Regions from separate parts of the Homo sapiens genome. Here region 2 is linked to region 1. A link is a loop called in an ENCODE intact Hi-C map of the cell type or tissue named here. Cell type or tissue: adrenal gland. All regions are shown on one strand. Each heading gives the region's core, and the rest is flanking DNA. Links, peaks and the distances in the headings are about the cores only.

Region 1 (11,769 bases), core at 2,519-10,518:
TCCCCAGTGTTGGAGGTGGGGCCTAGTGGGAGGTGTTTGGATAATGTGGGTGGATCCCTCATGAATGGCTTGGTGCCCTCCTCTGAGGTAATGATGAGCTCTTGACTTTTTAAAAGAGTGTGGCACCCCTCCTCCTCTCTTTCCTTCTCTCTCACTGTGTGACACGCTGACTCCCCTTCCTCTTCCACCGTGATTGGAAACTCCCTGAAGACCTCACCAGAAGCAAATTCTAGTGCCATGCTTCTTCTAGAGCTGCAGAATCATGAGCCAAATAAATCTCTTTTTTAGTAAATTACCCAGCCTCAGGTATTCCTTTATAGCAACATAAAATGGACTAATAAAGTGTCATTGAGTTGAAACAGCATGGAAGAATAGAGGTACTATAAAAAGCTGTGGCTAAAGAGTAAAGCAAAAGTGATAGAATTGTGTGATGGGAAGAAGGGAGCAGAGGCCATGGTAGGAGTCCATATAAGTCATATTCATACATTTGAACTTTACAACAGTCCAGCCCAAATGGATTATGTGAAAACCTAGACTCACCATTTATTCCTCAGACCAAAGTCATTCTTCAGGCCATTCCTACTGCTAGGTATAGTCCTCTTCTAATTTCTGTCTTGTAAACATTTTCCTATCCCACAAAACCAACCCCTAAGAGCCACTCCACAACCCCACCCCCCTGCCAATACATTCTCTCAGAAGTCTTTGATGATTTCCTTGAGTGGGCCCACCTCTCCAGAGACCACTTCCATATCTTGCCTCATGTCATGAGACTGGGCTGCATGACAGAGGGGATATCTCCTATCACTTCTCCTACCCCCATGCAACTAAGGAAATATTTACCAATGAACTGTGCATAATGGTCTGCTAAGAAAAGACTACTGGCCAGAAGGAGCATTGGTCAGGCTTCTCGTTTCAAATCTTGATGCTGTCATCTGCTCCATGTGGAATCCTGGACAAGTTGCTTAATCTCTTCAAGTGTCATTCAAGTGTGAAAGGGGGATCATGGTAATACGTACCCCATAGGGGTTACATGAATATTAAAAATAATACTTGTGATTGACTTAGGGCTCAAAAATGTTAGTTGTTATCCTGGCTTGACAGTTCAGAGACAGTCTCTGAACTGTCAAGCCAGATAATGCAAAATCCTCAGAGGATTTTTGCACCTCACATGTCTGACTCTACTGTCTTTGTCCTCAACAACCCTATAATAATGCAATCAGGAGAAAAAAACATTAAAGAGGAAAAGAATGATCATGGGTTTTTGATTTTTCACATGCACATACATACGTGCAAAAGTTGAGCTGAGGGAGGAACAAACTATATGAAATTATAGACTCACACAAAATAAAAGATGTTTGAGGAATCATGAGACAATGCTCCTCCTTGGACCCCAATTCTGCCTCTTGGTTTGTATTCTCTCTTACCACCTGAAGCTTGGTCTTCCTCAGGGCCTGTTTTTACCTCATTAGATTGTGCCCTCTCCAATCTCTCTCACTGTGGGTTAACCAGGATGATCATAGTGATTATGCAATGATTGTTCAAACCAAGATACTTGGGGAGGGAATGGATGCCCTGTTAAACATTATCCTGGGACCAAAGGTATAAACTGGACAGTCACTGGCAACTTAAGCTGTGTGGTCATCCAAGTTAGAACCAGCAATCTTGCTGACTGGGGTCGCACAGCTTTCAGTATCTTTCAAATCCCTTCATCTCCCAACTAAAGAAGAGTAAAGGCTCTTTCTGATCCAATTTATTTTTAATTGTATCGGAACATTTTAAGCTCAATATTGCACATAGGTTTCCTGGAAGGCCATGTCAATATATTGTGAAACAACTGGATCTTTGGGTATCAGGATGTTAGACTATAATGAGCAATTTTCATCCCAAATCTTTAGAGTCATGTAGATAAACCGATTGGTTTCGATTCAGGGAACTTAACTGCCAGCTTCAATTAGCTCGGCTTCTTTAATATATTCTTTTTCTTATATAGTAGGCAACTTCAATAAATTATTATTTATAGAGTACTTATTAAAATGCTACAGGGAAATCATTCCTGGAAACATCTCACTGTGTAACTGTAAATGATCAAGCCCTCGCTTACTGATTGAGTGTTGGAGGACTTAAGTCAGATCACAGGATCACAGCAACTCATGCCTAAGGGAGACCTCAGACAGCATGCAGGCCACCCACCCCATTCCATCTCCAACCCCCTGCAACAACATCCCTGCCATGTAGGTATCCAGGAAATATCTGACGTATCAGCGATGAAGGGACTCATTCCTGCCCAGAGTAACTTTTTCTTTGCTGAAGGGCTTTGCCAGATAAAAACTGGCTCCTGATTTTAAATGGAAATTAGTGTTTCCTAAACATTTACGCACTGAGCCTCATTCTCTAATATCGACTGCATTTTTCAGTAAAATTAATCTCTTTCAGCCCTTTTTTGTTCTCACTTCACATATGGTGGTGAAGATCTACATCATCGGAGCTGGTGAGAAACAAGCGTGGCCCATAAAGTGACAGACAGTGGGCAAAGTTGTTTATCCCATGGACTAGAGCCAAAGTACTTGAGTTTGAATCCTAACACCACCTGTAATAAGGCAAGGCATTTAACCTTTCAGAATCTCAGTCTTCTCATCTGTACAATGGGGAATGTTAGTGATATCTATTTCGGTGTATTTTTGAAAGATTATAGGAGGCAGTGTATGTAAAGTGTTTAGAACCGTGTCACCTGACATATGGTATACATAGCTATTATCACGTAGAATCCCAGCAAATAGAATCTGGACATTGTCCTGCTATTGTAAGATTAGTGGTCAGTGGGCGATGGCTTAGTCTTATTGCATTGGGTAGCTCTAAAATTCAGCCTCCGCAAAATACCCCACCAAGCATTCCTATTTTTTTTCTTTGTTTTAATGTCTAACTTAGTCTCTGGAGGGTATAAATTCTGGTAATTAAGAGTCAGAGCCTAGGAAATTGTACTCAACTCAGATATATGTTAAATTCATTGGACTGGTTTTTTTAAAATAGCAGTGAAATAGGAATTCTTGAGGGTTCAGAAATGGATATTTTCCGAAAGCTCCTCAGGGAATTCTAATGTGCAGCCAGGTAAGAACAACAGACTTCAAATGAGCCTTTATGGATCAGAATCTGGGCTCCCTCAACTGCCAGCGGCACAAATTAGGGCAGGGTTCTTAATCTCTTCAGGCCTTGGTTTCCATAACCATAAAATGGGAGTGAAATGGAAAGTTCCTTTCTCATTAAACTGCTATGATACTTAAATGAAATAGCACACGTGGATAACAGAGTACTCATTAGGTATTAATACTGAGTACCTGACTTTACTATGCAGCTTCCATCCTCACCCCATCTCTTTCAATCACTTTTGCCTCAGCCTGTCAGTAGGTATCAAAGGGTGCTAAGCACTGCCTCAATTATAGGTGTAACCCACAGTCCTGGACACAAGAATCTATCAAGAGATCTTTACCTAACCTGAGTATATTTCAGGCTGATGGTGATCCACTTTGCTTTTCTGATAATTGAAAATGATTTGCATTTACAGACCATGGGAGCAGACATGGGACCCCAGTGGCAGAGCACTTAGGAGGGATGAAAGCAAACTTGCCAACCTGGGCCATGGTTTATATCAGCCCTGGAATCATTGTCCTGGATGAGTACTTGGGTACTACAAGTGATGAGCAGAAGGGTACTACATACCTGCCACTCAAACCAGCAGCATTGACATCACCTGTTAACTTATTAGAATGACAGCATCACTAGACTTACCTCAGGCCCACCAAATCAGAAAGTGAATATTAGCAATATCCCAGGTGATCTTTTTGCACATTCACTTTAGGGAGTGTTGTTCCTTATCAGTATCAAGAGGAATTCATTCCCAAAGTTTGTAAAACTTTCCAGAAACGACCTTCAGCCTGCCACCTAGGCAGCTGGGTTGACGCTTACATAATACTCTTAAGCAACCCTTTGAATCAAAGCCCTCTAAATTATCAGCTTTTCTCCCTCTCTTGTGCACCCTATACCACTGTCTCAGAAAGTATATAAATGCCTTCTTTGAGTTATTTTCTGACTTGGGGTTTCTACCTGGTTTCTGGTCCTTGCTGGAACTCAGCACCTGATACTTGGTTTAAAGGAAGCCTCAGGTCTGTTTCCTACTTCAGTCACAGAGAGAGAGAAAGTTATTGACTAATACAGTTTCTCTCACTAATTATTTCCTACCTCTGATTTTCCACTCCAGGAGTCTATGATTTTTAGGTGGTATGGAGTCTGAATTCAGTTTGAAATAGAGAGAAGTTGGGCCCTAGACAGCATGTGCTAAAGGCCTTTGCTGAACAAAAGGACCCCAAAACAAAGTCAGAGAATAGTTTCTTCCAATTATCATTTGGCTTTACATTGTCATTACATACATATTGAAATCCTTGATTTCACAGGGTTTTACATAGCTAAACTACAGATGGAGGGAGTCAGTGAATTAAAGCCTTTGATGAAGGCCAGGTGCTGTGGCTCATGCTTGTAATCCCAGCACTTGGGGAGGCCAAGGCAGGCAGATCACTGGAACTCAGGAGTTTGAGACCAGCCTTGGCAACATGGCAAAACCCATCTTTCCCCAAAATACAAACGTATCAGCCAGGAGAGGTGGCGCACACCTATAGTCGCAGCTACTAAGGAGGTTGAGGTGAAGGATAGCTTGAGCCTGGGAGGTAGAGGTTGCAGTGAGCCGAGATCACACCACTGCACTCCAGGCAGGGTGACAGAGTGATATCCCATCTCGAAAAAACAGAACAAAACAAACAAAAAGTAAGAAAACCTTGGGTGAGTCCTGGGGTACAAAAGAGAGCTGTTATCCTTACACATACACACACACACACACACACACACACAAATACACACACATTGAGCATCTATTATTACACTGGAAAATGTTGATCCAAAGGTGAACAACTATGAGTTCTGTCCCCACCTCTCACCTCTGGCCCTATGAAGCTTATACCTTGATGGGGAAACATATATGAATCAAATAACTACCAAAATATATGTTACATATTAACAGTGATAAACACTTCTAAAAGAGAGGTACACTCATGCATGCTGGGCTTAATAACTAGGTGGTAGGTTGATAGGTGCAGCAAATCACCATGTCACACACTTACTTATGTAACAAACCTGCACACCCTTCACATGTACCCCACAACTTAAAATAAAATTTAATAAGGAAAAGAAAAAGAAAAAAAAGAGAGAGAGAGGTACAAGTACTGTGAGGACATATTAAAAGGGAGATGGTTCTACTCAGAAAGGTTTTTCTGAAGAAGCAACAAAACTGAGGGGTACATAGGGTTAGCCAGATTCAAGGGTGTGACAGGGAATGGAAGCCCAGCTGGCACTGAGGTCCTGTGACCAGGGGAATCCATGCTCTTTTGAGGAACTGAAACAAATCTGGTGTGAGTGGAGTCCAGAGAAGAAAGGAGGGGGAGGAGGGGCTTGACTCCAGCTGAAGCTGGAGTGATTGTGGAAGTATGTTGGTCTTCATTTTAAGAATCCGGGGAAGTGATGCAGGTTTTGAAGCAGAGGCAGCAGGGCCAGATTTCTGTTCCTGCACGAGTGGTCTTTCTGCCATGTGGAAACAGATTGGAGGAGGGCAAGAGAGGATGTGAGGAACAGGCCAGTTAGGACTGCACTGCAGTCTTCAATGGTAGAGACGGGCTGCTTACACTGTGGAGGTGATGGGGCAATGGGAAGAAATGGGGAGTTCCAAGAGGGAGTTAAGTGATTAAATCAAAAGAACTCACATTAGCATGGCAGGAGTAGGGGAGAGGGAGGTGTTAAGGATGACAAACCGTTTATAAAACAACTGGATGTTGTTCTCTGAAACAGGGATCTCTGAACAAACACCAGGCAGGGAGGTCAGGGTGGCCATGAGTTAGTTTTTAGATATTTTGAGTTGGAGGCGTTCCCTGACCTCCCAGACAAAGATACACAGTTATGAAATTTGAATGAGCATTCTAACTTGGAGGGAGATATTTTGTAACGGGAATTTAAAAAGTAGAAATGACAAAAGTTACTATTTGTTGAATATTTACTCTGTCCCATGGTTAGGAATCTATTATCTAATTTAAACGGTACAGGACTCTGTATGAAAAGACTGATTCTCCCATGTTACAGATGAGGAAGAGGAGGCCCAGAGGGAGCAGCATCTTCAAGTTCTTAATGACTGTGTCACACTGCCCCCTGCTGAGCAGCTATTACGTGCCAGGCTCTCAGGGCGTTTGCATTCCAGTAAGATGGGCTCACGGGTTTTTGTGTCTTCCATAGCAAACTGAAAGAGAACTCATGTGGTAGGAATTTCTGCCATGTGCCTATTAAACTGACATTTGTCTGCAACAAACAACCCACTGGTATTCACATGCACAAGTACATAGGCACACCTGTGCACACAACTTTCTCACTAGTTTCCTCTCTTCACTTTTCTCCGCCAGGATTATTATTTATTTTCTTCTGATACCTGGTTTTAGGTTGCCCAGTGGCAGGTAGGCTAAACATGATGAACTTCGCCGTGCATCCAACAAGAAACACACTCTATCAGCCTTTAATTTCAGAGTCTTAGACAAACAGGGAAGGGATGGGAGACCAGCAGTACTCTTCTTCTGTAAGGTCAACTAAAACTCTTGCTTGCTGTAGGCAGCTTCCTCCACTTACCTATCTGAGTATTGTTCTGAGGATGGTAAGAATGCCACTTCTAAAACTAGCTGAGAAGCAGAGATAGGCTTACTGCAGCATCTAAAGAAAGAAGAACATTTATACAGCATGATCCCTTCAAGCATGTTCTGCTTTTGCCCAAACATTTAACATGACCATGGAAGAATTTCACTATACCCATTACTCAGAAAAGTTTGAGATTTGAAACTGCAAAATTTTTCATAGTTTTCATGGAACAAAACATACAGATCAGTACTGAAAATATAAATCACTCTTAAACATTTGGTTCTTACTATTTTTGTAAAAAGTAGCACAATTGGAAGATAAATTATGCCCCTGTGTTGACATGTATGTATGTGTGTGTGTACAGAAAAAATAAACAAATTTTCAATGATCCATTTTGGATTTAATTAAAATTCAGTTTTGTCTGTAGTCAAGCGTATTTTTGCTGTTTGAAATAATATAAATCTCCTAATCTAAAGACCCTGGCTGGGCACTGTGGTTTATGCATGTATTCCCAGCAATTTGGGAGGCTGAGGTGAGAGGATTGCTTGAACCCAGGATTTCAAGACCAGCCTGAACAACATAGCGAGACCCTGTCTCTACAAAAAAAATTATCCAGGCATAGTGGCATGTGTCTATAGTTCTAGCTACTTGGGAGGCTGAGGCAAGAGGACTGCTGGAGCCCAGGAGTTCGAGGTTGCAGTGAGCTATGCTTATGCCACTGCACTCAAGCCTGGGTAATAGAGCAAGACCCTGTCTCTAAAAATGAAAATAAAATTATTGTCTATAAGATCAGTGACAGTGATGACAGGAGCAATTTTTATCACAAAGTGAGAAGTCTCAAACAATTGAGACTATTGCTGGAATTTTCTCCTATAAATACTATACAACTTGTCTTCCTATATTCAATCATAGTTTTCATGTATTTTAATTCTCCTAAAACTTATATCCAAAAACATAAAATAAATAATATTTAGATTACCCATTGTTAGACAATTCAAAACAATGCCATCTTTAAGCAGAAAATCAGTGCTAACTTCAAGGATTATCTGAGGTCATTGGCCTTTCTCAAACAAATGAGAGAATACACAAACCTATGTTCAAAGGGGAACATATCATTTGAAGAAATTTTTTTGGCAATGTTATTATGACTTATTTTTACTTAAAAAGTAATATATGCTTATTATAAATCATTCAACTATTAAAAGGGATAGAAAATGGCCCCATTTGAAGGAGGGTGGAGAGAGAATATTAGCTGCTTTTCCCACAGTTTCCCTTATTATAAATCATTCAACTATTAAAAGGGAATAGAAAATGGCCCCATTTGAAGGAGGGTGGAGAGAGAATATTAGCTGCTTTTCCCACAGTTTCCCTAACGGCATCTGAAAGCAAAGTTCAGTATAACTCATTTAAAAAATCATAAAATTGTTCACATTGGTGGAAATACAATGCAGGTAATGCTACCAAACCCAGATCAAAAGCAACTCTAAGAGGTTCCATATTTCTGTCTGAGGCCAGTTCCTCCACCCACCTGTGCTCTAGATGCCATTCAACTTTGTTTCATCCCTAACTTTGCACTCTTTCTACAGTGGATCCTCCCAGAATATCATCTGCTCAAATCTCTCTTTTCTTAAAAAAAAAAATCTTTGATTTTACTTTCCTCTATTTTTCTGTGTTTTTTTAACAGCAGCATTCTCAAAAAGGTGTCTGCATCACTACATCCATTTCCAAGAACTTTACTCCAATTTGGTTTTCATTACCATCACTCCAGGAAATAGTGTCTGGTTAATTCCATCAGAAGTTATCGGGTCATTAAATAAAATGAACACTTTTAAATCTTTTTAATCATTCATTCAACAACTAATTTTTGAATAATTTCTATGTACCCTAGTTCTTTATTAAACATCAAAGTTGATTTATCAAACAAACATTTAAAAACCAATTTTGTCTTAGTTTTAACGTTGCTGCAGAGGGCGTTTTCCATTGTACCTATTAGTGCCCCCATTAGAAGGTTTTATGTAATATATTTCTTTTCAACTGTATCTGTGGCAAGATACATAAAATGAAAAATAATATATTATTTCTCCCTAAAAATCATTCTATTTCCTCTTTTTGTTAGACTTTTCTTTTAACTCTGGCCACCAGGAAGCTCAAAAGCATTACCCAAATGTAATAACTCCATTAGTCTTAAATTTAGCATAATTAATTCTCCAAAGGTTCTGATTGTTTGTATATTTCTAACGCTCTTTCTTAATGTTATATGTTTTAGCTACCTCAAGTCCATTTTAGAATGTATTGTGCATAAGCGAGCAAGGCTTTTCTAATGCTTAACAATAGTTTAGAACCAAGTGTCTGCAAATGTGTCAAATCTAGACCAGAAGCTGTTTCTTAAGGACCTCAACTTAATCTCTGCAACCTGTTATATGGTCTTTCATCCTCAGCTTTAGAAAAGTCATCAGTTTGCTAACTGCTTTAGGGATCATAAAACAAAGTTTGTTCCTAAACAGAGGAAAAGTGTCTAAGAAGGAGAAACTTATGCACAGAGCACAGGGTGAGAAAAGGCCCCTCAGAAGCTTTGCTGGCATAAATCCCAAGCTCATGTTACCAGAAATATTTACATTAAAAATATATCTCCAACTTGACCAACTGCTCTAAGGTCAAGCTCAAAATCCTGCTTGGGAATTCTTTGGTTTTATGAACATTTGTCAGCTCAAACTTTGGCTATGATTTCTGTGCCTTCTGAGGCATGAAGGCAAATAGGGCAGAGGGACAGCTGAAAATAGCAGCCCTGATAGTGTGAGGTGAGAGTGAGGGGTTTCTGAGATTTTTCAGCAGGAAGTGTCTGGTTGCAGCGTTAGTAGCCAAGAACTTTCCTTTCACATACTGACCTTTTTATGTGCAAGAATATGCCCACCAGGAGATGAGTGAGTCTTACCTTCTCTTCTGAGGCCTGCTTCTGGTGATGAACTCATTTGGTCCCCTTTTCCCATCCACCTGGAACTCCCTAAGAGGTCTTGCTGGCTGTAGGAGTAAGAGAGGGAGCGATTTATGCAGTTTCCATTATAATTATAGCCCTAGTTTTACTAGGTTCCTACTGAATCTTAAATATTTTCTCCTAAGCCTGACATTAGTGAACACCATTTAAGAAGGCATATAAAATATAATTTTATTATTAATATTCTTTTAAAAAACTAATATACAGATCTGTGTTTAAAGAAAAATTCAGTGAATAAACTATTGCTGTTTCAGTGTCTCTCAGTAACACCACCAGTTGAAGTAATTCTGTGAGAGACTGCATGTACACAGTACCAAAAAGATCATGGTCACACAGAATTGGGGTTAGGGAATGCCACCACTATGCAACAATGTATAAACAAAACTCCAGCTCCCACTCATGTTCCTAGTATTAGTTCTGAACATCTTGTCCCAAACCATGCCTCATATTTTACTCAGTGCAGTTGTCAGGCTTCTTAGTAGACTACTTTTTCACCAGTGTTGGCCATCTCTTGCAATTTAGACCTGACGATACATATCAATCACCTTTTTATTTTGTAGTGCTGCATTCAGATCTGTTTTCCAGTTCATAGGTTCTCTCTTCAGCTGTGTCTATTCTGGTGTTTAATTTGTTCATGAAGGCTTTAAAAAAAAAGTCTTTATTTTCTCTATTCTTTTCTAGAAGTAGTATTTGGTTCTTTTCTTTCTTTATATCATATTTTTATTACATTTTCTGCTATCTCATTTAATTTTAGTCAGATTTAACATATTTATTGTATAGACACTTCCAGACTTTCATATTATCATCAATTATTAGAGTTATTAAATATTGTGTGTGTCTGTGTGTGTGTGTGTGTGTGTGTGTGTGTTGACTCATTGACTCATTGACTCTCTGTCATGGATTTTTAGCCTGACTTGGTTCTTCTTCCCCTCTAGGTAGCCCTATAAGTAAAGCCACCCCTTTTGGGTGGTAATAAGAAGAGGAAAAGCCAAATATTTGCAGGCAATAGACAGTTCCGTTTCTAGGTTAACTGTCCCATGAAGAGCAGCATTTTTGTAAAATTCTTTTCTTATATCACAATTCCTTCTGGTTAATTACATGAATGAATTGAACAGAAGATAGAATGCGGATGTGCAACTTCAGGATTAATTATCTACATGCTCTCGAGATCGTGGCACAAACAACAAATAAACAAAACAGTATCTAGAAGCTCTTTGGAGCAGATAGTCTCAAGTTAATTTTTTTTTTTTTTTTTTTTTTGAGGGAGGTCTCACTCTGTCACCCAGGCTAGAGTACAGTTGTGGGATCATAGCTCACTCCAGCCTTGACTTCCTGGGCTCAAGATATCCTCCTACCTCAGACTCCTGAGTAGCTGAGACCACAGGCACACACCACCACACACACTAATTTATTTTATTTTATTTTTTGTAGAGCTGGAGTCTTCCTATGTTGCCCAGGCTGATCTCAAACTCCTTGGCTCAAGCGATACTTCTGTCTTGGCCTCCCAAAGTGCTGGGATTACAGGCACGAGCCACCGCTCCCAGCCAAGTTAATTCTTTATAAATGCAAATCATCGACCTCATCATTTTCTTTGCACCCACAAACTGCTCCCCATGCATCCCCTAGGTGGCACTCACCAGGCTACCAGTGTCTCTTCCTAGCATCCTTGCCAGGAGGGAGGCCCATTAATCAGGAAGTGAGGTATGTGCATTGTAGTTTCTGTTGGCCACTCAACTATGTTTGCTCAGATTTCAAGTATGATCTTGACTCATCCCACTCTTGAAGGTGCAGAAATAAATACTTTAAGCAGTTTTTTGTTTGTTTTTGTTTTTTGTTTTTTTCTTTTTTTGTTGTTGTTGTTTGTTTGTTTGGTTTTTTGAGACGGAGTCTCCCTCTGTCTCCCAGGCTGGAGTGCAGTGGCATGATCTCAGCTCACTGCAACTTCTGTCTCCTGGGTTCAGGGTTCAAGTGATTCTCCTGCCTCAGCATCCCGAGTAGCTGGGACTACAGGCGCATGCTTTAGGCAGTTTTCTTCTCTATATCTCGTCTTTGTATCCTGAAGA
Region 2 (11,769 bases), core at 1,399-9,398, 370 kb before region 1:
GGTAGACAGTGTTTCTTTGAGCATTTTGCAAGACACAGCAAAATACACTTCCCAGTGCCCAATAATGGTATTATGAGCCCTGGATCGTCAGATCGTACCAGCCTGGTGCTGTGTGCTGTGACATGTTGATCATGACACATTATTGCATGTGACACCCTTTGTAAGGAAGCTTTATCAAAATCCTGCTTTACCATCAGCAAGACGAAAAATCTGCTGGCATTGGAACAAGAATCCTAGGAGTTTTAACACCACTAACTGTGCAGAAGTGCTTAGTCCTAGCAGCCTGAGATGGGGGAAACACAGTTGCTAATTTGTCTAAAGTAGCCTCTCCTCTCCAACATCCCCTACTGCTATCCATTTCTGCTGTATCTCATCACCTTGCTTTGCTTATTAATTGCCTTTTTCTTCCTGAAATTATTTAGTTGAGAGGTTGATTGTTTAATATCTCTCTTCTCCGTGTAGCTTTGGTATGCTCAACACCTAGTAGAACGTTTGATCCATAACAGACTCTTAATAAAAATTGAATGAATGACTAGATAAACAAATGAGTAAATACAACACTTATTTCCCTGGTACAGGTCTCATTAATTCTCACTGTCTACTGCAATAATATTATTTGTGATGACCTTTAACTTATTTTTTAAATTTGTAAAACTTTTTAATTGAAGTATATTCAGAAAGATACGTATATCATAAACACACTTATTCCAGCTCAATACTTTTTTACAAACTGAACACATGCATGAAACCAGTTTTCAAATTAAGAAATAGAACATTATCAGCTTCCCAGAAGCCCTCTTGTTGCCCTCTTCCAGACAAACACTGGTGCCTGTCCAAAGGTAATCATCATTTAAGAGCAACTTTCAGTCTTGCCTGTTTTTGTACCTTGTATAAGCAGATTCATTCAGCATGTGACCTTTTCAGTTTGTCTTCCTTCACTTAATACTATGTTATAAGATTTAACCATATTGTTGTTCATAATTATACCGTGCTCAGGTTATATGTAACATACAAAAATATATTTATCCACCACCTACTCTCTATTTGGGCAGTATCCAGTTTGAAGTTATTATGAATAGTGCTGCTGTGTAGTCTTGTACGTGACTTTATATACACACATGTACATGACTTTGTGTACACACATGTACACAGCGTTGTTGGGCATATGTCTGGAAATAAAATTATTAAGTCATAGGGTCTGCAGATGTTTAGCTTAATAAATATTGCTAAAAAGTTTTGCAAAGTGGTTATACCAATTGACAATTCCTGAAGTTATAATGTATGACTTTTTTTAGCTAGTCTACATCCTTGCAAACATAATTTCTATCATTTTCATTTAATTGTGGTAGTTTTTTTAGCTGCCCTTTCCTCCTATAGTCTCACATCCCTTCTACATACAATAGCCTCTCCTGCCAGTCTCCAGAGGGACTGGATAAAATCAATGCCTGGTATCAACTCTTTAACAACTCTCTAAGACTAAGCAGGGTTGCAAACTTACATCCATCAGGGGCATGTGGGAAAAGATTCAGTGCTGGGTACTGTCCTATGGCATGGTGGGTTCTGTGGCTAAATAGGTAGTACATGCCCTATATTCCATGAAAACTTTAAAAGCACAGACCTGACTAGATCAGGACCGCCTGGTGGCCACATGTTGAAAACCCTGAATGTCTGGGAAAATGTCCAAACTCCTTAACCCAGTTTTTCAAGTCTCTTCTTCTCCTTGCCTTTTTTTTTCCATCTGACTTCTTGTAGCCATTTTTTTTTCCTTTTTCTCTTTCTTTTTTTTTCTCACATACCCTATACTTTTGCCAGAGTCACCTTTATCACCTTTCCTATATAGGTCATACACGTTCACACCTTCATGCTTTTTAACATTTTGTTCTAATGATCTGGGGTACTCTTTCTCTCTTTTGCCTGCTGGGTACATTCAGATCCCTGGCTAGATGACCCAGTGGAGGATTTCTAATTCTTATAGCAAGAGTGAATCCCATCCAGCTCTATTTCCCATAAGGTTCTTTTCTTTACTCTATTATCTACTTATGACTTGGTTTTGAAATCATTTGGTTACTTGCCTGACTTCCAAGTTAGAACTTGAACACTAGGATTTAAATGATCAGGACTGACTTGAAGTCATGAATGTATTCAAGAGTCTAGGACAAGGTCTGGGACACTGTAGATGGTAGATAAATATTTGCTGCATGAATAAATGAATGAATGAATGAGTGAATGTGGTCCTGGACCTCAGATACATGACAATTATGCTAGGAAAATGTCATTCGTTATGTCAGATGGCATCAAATATCGAAAGAATATAAAATATAAAACGATGCTTGGCAGAAATGGGAAAGAGAGCATGTTAGTTAGACAGGGTTGAATTAAGAAGAGAATGTAGGAAGGAATGCTGGAATAAGAATTTCTAAACTGGGAGCACTAGTAATAATAACACTATTTCCAGGTCTTGCTACAATGCTTGGGTGTATTACGTAATTTAACTCCTATAATAATTCTTCAAGAAATAATCTCAACTTTACAGAAGGTGAAATTGAGCACAGAGAGGTTAAACAAACTTTCTCAAGGATGCAAAGTTGCAGAAACAAGATTTGAATCCAAAACGTCTGGTTTGTCTCAAAGGCTGAACCATCTTGCGTAATTGACTATACATTAACCACATTTTTCCCAATAATCCAGCAACAGGAAGGAAGAAATTACTGACCCCATTTTCTAGATAAGAAGGTCAACATTCAGAAACTGAAGGAACTGGGATTCTCCAAATCTAGCACTCTTTCCACTATTCCGGAAGATAGATGGGTGTTGAGGGGAGGGGAGAGGCAACTCCCTTAAATAAATCCCATCAGTTTCTTTGTTCACAGCACTGAGGCCAGAGCAGAAACATAAATTAAGAGTCCTGGGCTTGGGGCTGGGTCTCTCTCTTGAGTCTCACCTCCCCTGCAGGGCTCTGCAGCATTTCCCAGGGCCTGACCATGGCAGGCATTGTGCCAAGCAGCTCCAAAGGTTTAGTCTACATGATGCCTCTTGGGAATCCTTCTCTGGAGAAGACATTTCAAAACAAATCCAAGCCATCTTGTTAGAGGCTACCCTGGGAGAGACAAAGGTCAAGAAATAAAGGTTCCCATGTGTCTGGGTGCCTATTTAGGGCCTCGCCTCGTCACACACACACACACACACACACACACACACACACACACACACACACTTGAGGAGTTATGACTTACAACTATTCTTATTAGAAGAAAAACAGGATTTGGAGTTGAGGAATTTGCCATTGTCTGAAAGTTATTTGAGTAGTAACTCAGATGGTTCTAACAAAATCTAGCTTGTTGACAAGCAGATGCTCAGTTTTGGCTTTCACCACAGGGAGAGTTTTCTTGGATTATTAATGAGGTTTAGCTTATTTTCTCACCTTTACTTAATGGTTCTAGTTCATATTTAGTGAATAGTCCTCCATTCATGTTCTTTGCCCTTTTATCTATAACGGTGTTATGTTTTTCTTATTGATTTATCTATGTTATTAACCAAACAAATGTAAAACTATTCCATCTGCAATATTACTTCATGAATACTTTCATGATACATAACATTCTACATTTAAAAGTTTACATATTTAGGATACATAGAAATATTTAATCTGTTCAATTACTTTTATAGCTTTCCAATTTCTTGTCACTTACCTCAAGGTTTTAACAAATTAGTAAATCTATGCTATACAACTGTTCAGTTTTGCTTTTCACATTGACATTTTAATCCATGTAAAATGTATTTTGGTATATGGTATGAGAGGACAGAAATTGTTTATTTTAACTGTTAATTCATCTTAGTAATATTTATGGCATAATTCTTCACTTCCCAATGATCTGCAGTGCTTTGTTTGATATTAAGCCTTAGTACATACAGGGAGGAATTTTCTTTGGTTTACCACCTAGTCCACCTCCTTATCAATTATTCTTTTCAAATATTCTTTTTTATGGTGTATTAATCCATTCTTACTCTGCTATGAAGAAATACCAGAGACTGGGTAATTTATAAAGGAAAGAGATTTAAATGATTCACAGTTCTGCAGGGCTGGAGAGGCCTCAGGAAACTTACAATCAAGGCAGAAGGGGAAGCAAACACATCCTTCTTCACATGGCGGCAGCAAGGAGAAGTGCAGAGCAAAGGGGCAGGGGGAAGCCCCTTATAAAACCATGAGGTCTCATGAGAACTCACTCACTATCACAAGAACAGTATGGGGGAAACCACCCCCATAATTCAATTATCTCCACCTTGTCCCATCCTTGACACGTGGGGATTATTACAATTCAAGATGAGATTTTGGGTGGAAACACAGAGCCAAACCATATCGGACTGTGACTTATTCATCCTTACATACAGACCTTAGAATATTTCTTAAGACAAAAATGCTTCTGTGTTATATTTGGAATTATATAGTGAATGAATAATGATTTCGTCCTTCCTTACCTTTATGTACACCTTTTCTGTCTTTTTTATGTATTTCTCCCTTGACCACAATTTCCACAACAATGTTAGTAATAATAGTGGACATTGTTCTTTTTTGCTGATTTTTAGCAGGTATACCTCTGGTGTTATCCATTAAATATGGTCATGGATATAACTTGGAAAAAATAAATCCTTGTATTTTGAAGATATAGCTTTCCTGGTTATAAGAAAGAATATATATTTATACGAAAAATATAACAAAATTTAAAAATGTAAAATAAACTCTTTATTTGTATCATTGTCACAACTACCCAATTTGTTGTGTGTGATAAAATCACCCTTTATCATAGTTAAAAGTATCATTCCACTTCTATACTGTAATATTTTGATTAATTGTCTTGGTGTTTTAACAAATAGCTTTTTACTTTTTACATATTAAAAATAAAAACACCAAAAATTCAAGAAGATGGCTAAAACAAATATTCAGAAGTGGAACTTAAAGATGTAAAAAATTGCCAACTTTACTAGTGATCAAAAATGTAAGAATTAACTTGTATATTTTTAAAAATCTAACAATACATATTTAAATGTGGTACTACTCCTTGCTGATGAGAATGTGATGAGATGGACATTCACGTATGCTTCTGTGGAAATATAAGTTGGCTTTATAATTATGAAGAGCAATTTAAAAATATATAGTAGGATTCTTAAATATGGTTGAAACTTGAAACCAGAAAATCTACTGTGGGTCTTTATTTTAAAGAATTTATTCAAGATATACATTATCTGTAATAAAGAAAAAAATAAAAATGTAAATACTTAAAAATAGAACAATACTTAAATAAGTATTCCCTTGTGGAATATTATGCACCCAATAAAAATCATGTGAAAGATAATTTTTAGTTATAAAACATATCTTATGATAAATTGAAAAGAAACTTAGTTAAATTGACTTAACACATGTTCTTAGTTGTTTAAAAAATATGTAAAGACATTACCCCTCCCAAGTAAATACAGGTTATAGAAGATTTTTTGAAATATCAGTAGAAGATTTTATTTTTGGTTGTTGGGATTGTTGGTGATCTTTATTTATTTGTTTTTATATTTTTTTGTATGTGCTGTTATCAACTTTTGCCTCTTAGCTTCACGTTCACCCTTCATTGCCCTGCTTGGGACAAGAGTACTTTTCCTTTGCTTGTGGACACAGGGATACACTTTGTCAGTAGAGGGCGCAGGAGAGACACTGGACTGGGACGAGGGATTCATCCTGGTTCCGGTATTCTGTCTTGCTCCCCTGGCTGGAGGCAGCTGGAGGGAGGCGGGCAGCAGGACACCCAGTGGCACACACCTCCAGGGAGTTTCAGCCACACTACCACCCGGGGCATGACGTTTTCCTACGCGGCTTCCTCCAGCACCCCAGAGGTGCACACCTCAGGGAACTCTTCCCTCATCCAGTGGGCCAAAGCAGCACAGCCACCATCCAGATGTGGATGTCAACTCTGGAAAGGGAGTGTCTTCCATATTTGTTCCTTCCTTGGGTTCTCTGCCTTAGTCCTAGAGCTGGTGGCTGCTTTCTTTTCTTCCATTCATTTGTTGTTTGGAATTCTCTTCGCTTTTTGTAGGTAATTCCATGTTATAGTTAATAATTCTTTGTATTCAACATTTCCTGTTCAAATTGCTGTGTGGTTTTTGTCTCCTGTTTGGACCCTAACTTAAAAATTTCATTTTTTTCCCCCACATTTTCCACAATTCCCATCATAATCAGAAAGCAAACTCAAGTTTATTTCTCTTTATTAAGATGATCCATAGTTAATAGATAGATAGCGGTAGCTAGCCAGCTATCTAGCTAGATTGATTTGGTAAAGGGAAAATAAGCATGAATTTATTTTCTGGTTATGATGGGAATTGTAGAAAATGTGGAAAATATATTGGGACATGTGTGTACGTGGAAAATATTATCCACATATCTGTATACAGAGATCTGTGAATGTGTGTTTCTTCCAATATAGAACTCTTTGTTGCATATGATAAAGCATTCTTTTTATGATAATAAATATAATTATTTTCATAAGCTATTCAGTACTTGTACCTAATCTTGCTATAGCATACTTATGTCTGTAATGATAAATGTTAGTTTTCTTTTGGGTGACTCAGGTTTTGCCATGAGGATTTTACTGAATTTTTGTGTGGTTTTCTATCAGTTTACATGCCCCTTGAAAGTGAATATGTTGTGGAGCTTATCATATGGAAGCCTTAAAGCGGTCACCAGTAAAATCATGTGGGTTTCAAGATATTTAGGGAAGTATTTTTTCTTAGGTTATTGGCACCACCATGCATTGAACTGATGATGCCCCACAATGGACTCAAGTTATGATCAATTGTTAAGAAAACTCAGCTCACACTCTGGCTGATACTCAGTGAAAGGTAGTATAAATCCAACCTTCTTCTTTTTTAAAAAATCAAGATAGGTTCTCCTCCTCTCTCCTGACTATGTTTGAGTTAGTTCAAATCAATAATGTCTTTAATTTTTTTAATTATAAAAAAATTTTGTGGGTACATGGTAGGTATATATATGTATGGGATACATGAGATGTTTTGTACAGGCATGCAATGTGAAATAAGCACATCATGGAGAATAGGGTATCCATCTTCTCAAGCATTTATCCTTTGAGTTACAAACAATCCAATTATATTCTTTAAGGTTTTTTTTATATAATTGTGATGGAGCCATGAAAGATGCTGAGTCATACAAAGCCTGAACGTACCCTCAAGGAGTTTGCAGTCTAACCGAAGACAAAGAAGTACATTCAACAAGAGGCAAACACGATGGTTGATGCTTTCTATCTAGTTTTTCATTTAACTTTCAGTCATGAGAAGTGTGGATTATTGTTTTCTCTTTGCAGAAAAGAAGGTGTAGTCTCAAAGGCAAAGGAACTTGCCCATGGTCATTCAACTAGCAGATGGCAAAGATGAGCTGTAAAGACATGTATATTGACTCCAAATCACTTTTTCTTTCCCCCAAATATCATGTTTCATAAACATATAATTATCAAGCAAATCACTTGTTCAGGTTACTGATTAAAGGCTTAAGAAGCCACAGGAATGCAGGGAGAGCTGGGGAGTTCATGGAGGAGGCAAGGTGGTGGTTCTCCTTTGCCTTCTCAGAGCATTAGCTCCTGGCTCCACTAATTTGACAACTCATCATGTGCTGCTTTCTGAAATGTCTTGCGTTGGTATCTTGGGCAGTCATTTCTACCTTGCAGTATTAATTAACTATTCCTATCTTGTCTTCCTTCCCCAGGAGGTTATCAGTACCCAAAGACTTGAGCACAAGTCTTTGGAATTTAAATCCAACGTCCCGTCCATCAGAGTAAATGCCATCCAAGGGCCAGAGTTTAGTGCTTGGGTTTCTTGAAAATATTTGGGATCTTTTTACGGCCATCAATATTAGTATAATACCACCTTACATTTGTGCTGTAATTCCTGTGAGAAAGATTGGCTTTAGCCTTGACTCTGCCACTAATTTACTTTGTGATCTTAGATAAGTTACTTCTCTTTTAAGGGTATCAATTTCTGGATTTGTAAGTGATCAATTTGATGTTCATGGTCTATAAGTCCCTTTCTAGTAGCAGCCTTGCATTTTTCTGGTAAATTTCTTGATCTAGGGGCATGCAGAAGTAGAAAAATTGGGAGGATCTCACGCTTGCAGATTACAAGGGTTGCACTGTCCATAGAGGATTTGAAAACAATAATAAAACTAACTGAAATCCCTCCCTTTTTTCAGAGTCTTGACAATGTAAGAAATAAAAACTTATCTCCATTAGGGCAGATAGCCTCCCTCCCTGATTTTGGTAGGTCATTGCCTTATTCACAACTGCACACTGCTGTTACAGTAGACATTGCTATGCCATCTTATAAACAAAAGGGTTGAGGATACAAAGGAGGTAAGTGTTAGAAGCCATGTTGTCCAGACATAGCTGAGGGTTGGGTTTAAATTCCTATTTCTCAGTCCAGGAGTCTCTCCTTCAAGTAATATCCTTTGTGAGCTGATCAATCCTACTAATGACAATGGACTTTGCCAGGACAGACAGGAAAATCTCCTGGCCTAGAAAACAGCATTTCCTGGCTCTATCAATAGAAAAGTCTAGTGGTACAGTCCAGTTTTATGATTTCTAAAGGCCACTTGAGAATAATCTTAGTGCAAAGTCTCTGTGTTCCATCAGTTAGAAAATATCAAATAGGCCGGGCGCGGTGGCTCACGCCTGTAATCCCAGCACTTTGGGAGGCCGAGGCGGGCGGATCACGAGGTCAGGAGATCGAGACCATCCTGGCTAACACGGTGAAACCCCGTCTCTACTAAAAATACAAAAAAATTAGCCGGGCGAGGTGGCGGGCGCCTGTAGTCCCAGCTACTCGGGAGGCTGAGGCAGGAGAATGGCGTGAACCCCAGGGGGCGGAGCCTGCAGTGAGCCGAGATTGCGCCACTGCACTCCAGCCTGGGCGACAGCAAGACTCCGTCTCAAAAAAAAAAAAAAAAAAAAAAAAGAAAATATCAAATAGTTAACTAGGCTTTTAGAGACAAAAGATATGAGCTCAAATTCCAACAAACCTGGCACACATACATCAACCAACCCTGGGCAACCTCTGTAAAATGGGGATAATATTACTTTGACAGAAGCATTGCTGGAAAGAGTGAATAGATAATTTCATTAAATCGCTAGTTCAGTGTCTGGCCGACAATAATAAATGCTAGTTTTCTGTTTCTGATGCCACGGTTAAAATTAACAGCCAGCTCAGTCCAAGTATTAAAGTAAACAGTGGGTGAAGGATCCTTCTTGCCCCAGGGTTCAGAGAGTGAGAGCGTTACAGAGGGCCTTGGCCTCAACAGTTCTGTGCCTCCATAATTCAACCCGTGTGGGTAACTTTGTGTGTGGATACATGCTGTGCTGAGGCTTGCAGAGCATTGAGCTGGGAGCAAGACTGGGAGGGCCAGCTACAATTTTAGCTCCAGCTTGGAATTTCCTGGTTTCGGGGGGTCTGGAGTCCGAACCTCCTCTGGTGCTGGTGCTGCTTTTGCTGCCAGAACCAGGCGGTAGACACAGTTTATTTCCACCCGACCGCCCAGGGTGAGGCAGGAGCCCTCCTCCTGGGCCCTCCAGCACTCAGTGCTGGCCTGGCCACCTGGGCAAGCTCCAGCAGCTCCTTCCTGTGCAAATGCATGTGGGCTCAAATAATCATATTGCTCAGTCAGGCCTGGGAGGAGAATTGTTTGTCTCTGCCGGGGGAAGAGGAGGCAGGGCTCATACCTTCCCTAATAAAAGGTTAATTATCCTGTCCTGCATCTGAAATCTAGTTAAATAAATTGTGGCTTCCTTGAACCTCGATTTTTACTTGAATAGAAAAGGCCTTACAGGTCCTGAATGACTTATGGTCTCCGCGTTGCAAGAAATAGAATCCACATCAGGCTGATGGAAGCAAATAGAAAGATGTAGTTTATGAAGTATATAGTAGATATCTCACAGGAGTGGAAAGAAAAAAAAAGCTGAACTGCCAGGCTTTGAGAAAGACAGAAACCAGGACATCTTCAGGGATGTCAGTGGCAGGTACTCATGGAAAGTCTCAAAGATTTCCTCCAGAAATACTTTGTTCCAATGATTTATAAATTTTTATACTTTGCTCAAGATTCACATTCCCCCAAAGAGGGAGTCCAATTGGTCAGAGTAAAGAAAAGAGCCCTTGATTGACAGCTCTGTCAACTTTGCATGTCCTGAAATTGACTTGATTGGTTCTTGTTCTGATGATCAAACTCATGGAACCAATTCATAGTAATTAAACTCATAAACAATAGATGTATAAACCAGAGAACATTGAATCAATTTTCAGAGTTGCCTCTACCTTTAGGGTGTAAAAGTTACTTCTGCTTTTTATCAAGTATCTTCTCCACTTCTTTCATGGTGTTAACATGCAGGAAAGACTGAATCAGGTATTAAAAAGCTGTTCAATGAATGTAGGGATAGGCGATCTTGAGGGGTACTTTTATTCATTCTGGGGAATAATTCCGACCATCTTGTTTCTTTGTTCCATTTTCTTCTAGTTCCATTCATATTACAGCTCACTGGTAGCCATCCCTTTGGCAGACATGACATGATACCAGTAGGTCTGAATCCCTTGCCTTGAGGGGTCACCAAGGCTATCCCAATGGGACTCACCGTGTATTACTTTCACTCTAAGATAGTGGTTCTGTCTTTCCCTGTAACTGGAAAATGTCTTCTTTAACACAGTTTTTCTTTCCACAGCTAATGCTGTGCATAGAGACATCTGTGTGGTTGTTGGAAGCCTTCAAGGAGGGTTGTAGAAACTATTTGTAGCAGATATGTTACTGAGAGAGAGTGGAGAACAATATGTCATCGCACAAAAAAGAAAGCGCATTATTGTTATAGGATTTTACTGAGTTGTCTTAGTAAATCACACCCCACACCCCATCCCATGTCAAACGAACACAAAAACAAAGTAAAAAGATCGCTTACCAGACCATTCTTCTTGAACACATGTCAAATACAACAATTAAAAATGAGTGTTCTTCAAAAGGCATGAAAGACACTGTTCTGGGCTAGTATGTGTATTTTGAAATTCTACTTGGTTGTGTGAGCCAGTTGGATCCTTACATACCACAGCCTGCAAAAATTTTGCTTATTCAGATTGGGATTGCTTCAAGAATTGCAAGACTATTAAAGACACATTGATAATATGTAAAAGAGACATTTATGCAGGTTGTTAAGTTAAATAGGAAACATAAGGCCTTGGGCTGTGTCTGGTTCTGCATGATGCCAGGAGAGTAGATATTTCCAAATATAGACAGATTGTGTGACACTTTAAATCATGTTGAATTACATAACATCTCCTCTGTAAATCAGAGTTCAGACTTCCAGCATTTCCAAACATCTGGAATACTGCACAGGTAAATCATTTAGTAAATAGAGAGACAGACAAATAGATGGATACAGATAGAAGCACATCAAGTGATAAAGTATCCACAAATCAGCAGTAGGACATTTACCTCTGGTGGGGTGGCATATCCATACAGAATGAAGAAATGAAATGTAGATGGGAAATCCAGTTATGAGAATGCTGTTAAGATAACTGTGTCCTAGGAACAAAAGTAATCTCTCTAGGGAGGTCTCAAGAGGTTAATCTAAGAAAGACTATGTTGCGTGCTTGAAGTTCTGGACACCCACCGCTCTTTGCCCCACCTTCATGGTCTTGATAGTTTTCTGTTCTGTTGTCTGAGGCCCAAGGCAATGGATCACAGTTATA

What was found. Peaks named below come from ENCODE experiments on the same cell type or tissue, not always from the same donor. Only the 100,000 strongest peaks of a DNase experiment are listed, where the experiment ranks them.
Region 2: a loop joins it to region 1, with 6 times the contacts of the local background. A loop is called at or near these places in 13 of 110 quality-filtered maps.

Annotation. Positions count from the first base shown.
Region 1 is chr20:39,880,689-39,892,457 of GRCh38, reverse strand. No RefSeq gene overlaps it. Among named protein-coding and RNA genes, the nearest start is that of LINC01370, 120 kb to the left of the region's middle. In adrenal gland, for the core only: CTCF peaks have their summits at 6,053 and 6,264 (motif pointing left); a DNase peak (open chromatin) is centred at 6,260; H3K27ac peaks cover 511 bases.
Region 2 is chr20:40,245,438-40,257,206 of GRCh38, reverse strand. No RefSeq gene overlaps it. Among named protein-coding and RNA genes, the nearest start is that of LINC01370, 250 kb to the right of the region's middle. In adrenal gland, for the core only: CTCF peaks have their summits at 1,625 (motif pointing left) and 5,681 (motif pointing right); no DNase peak of the experiment used is centred there.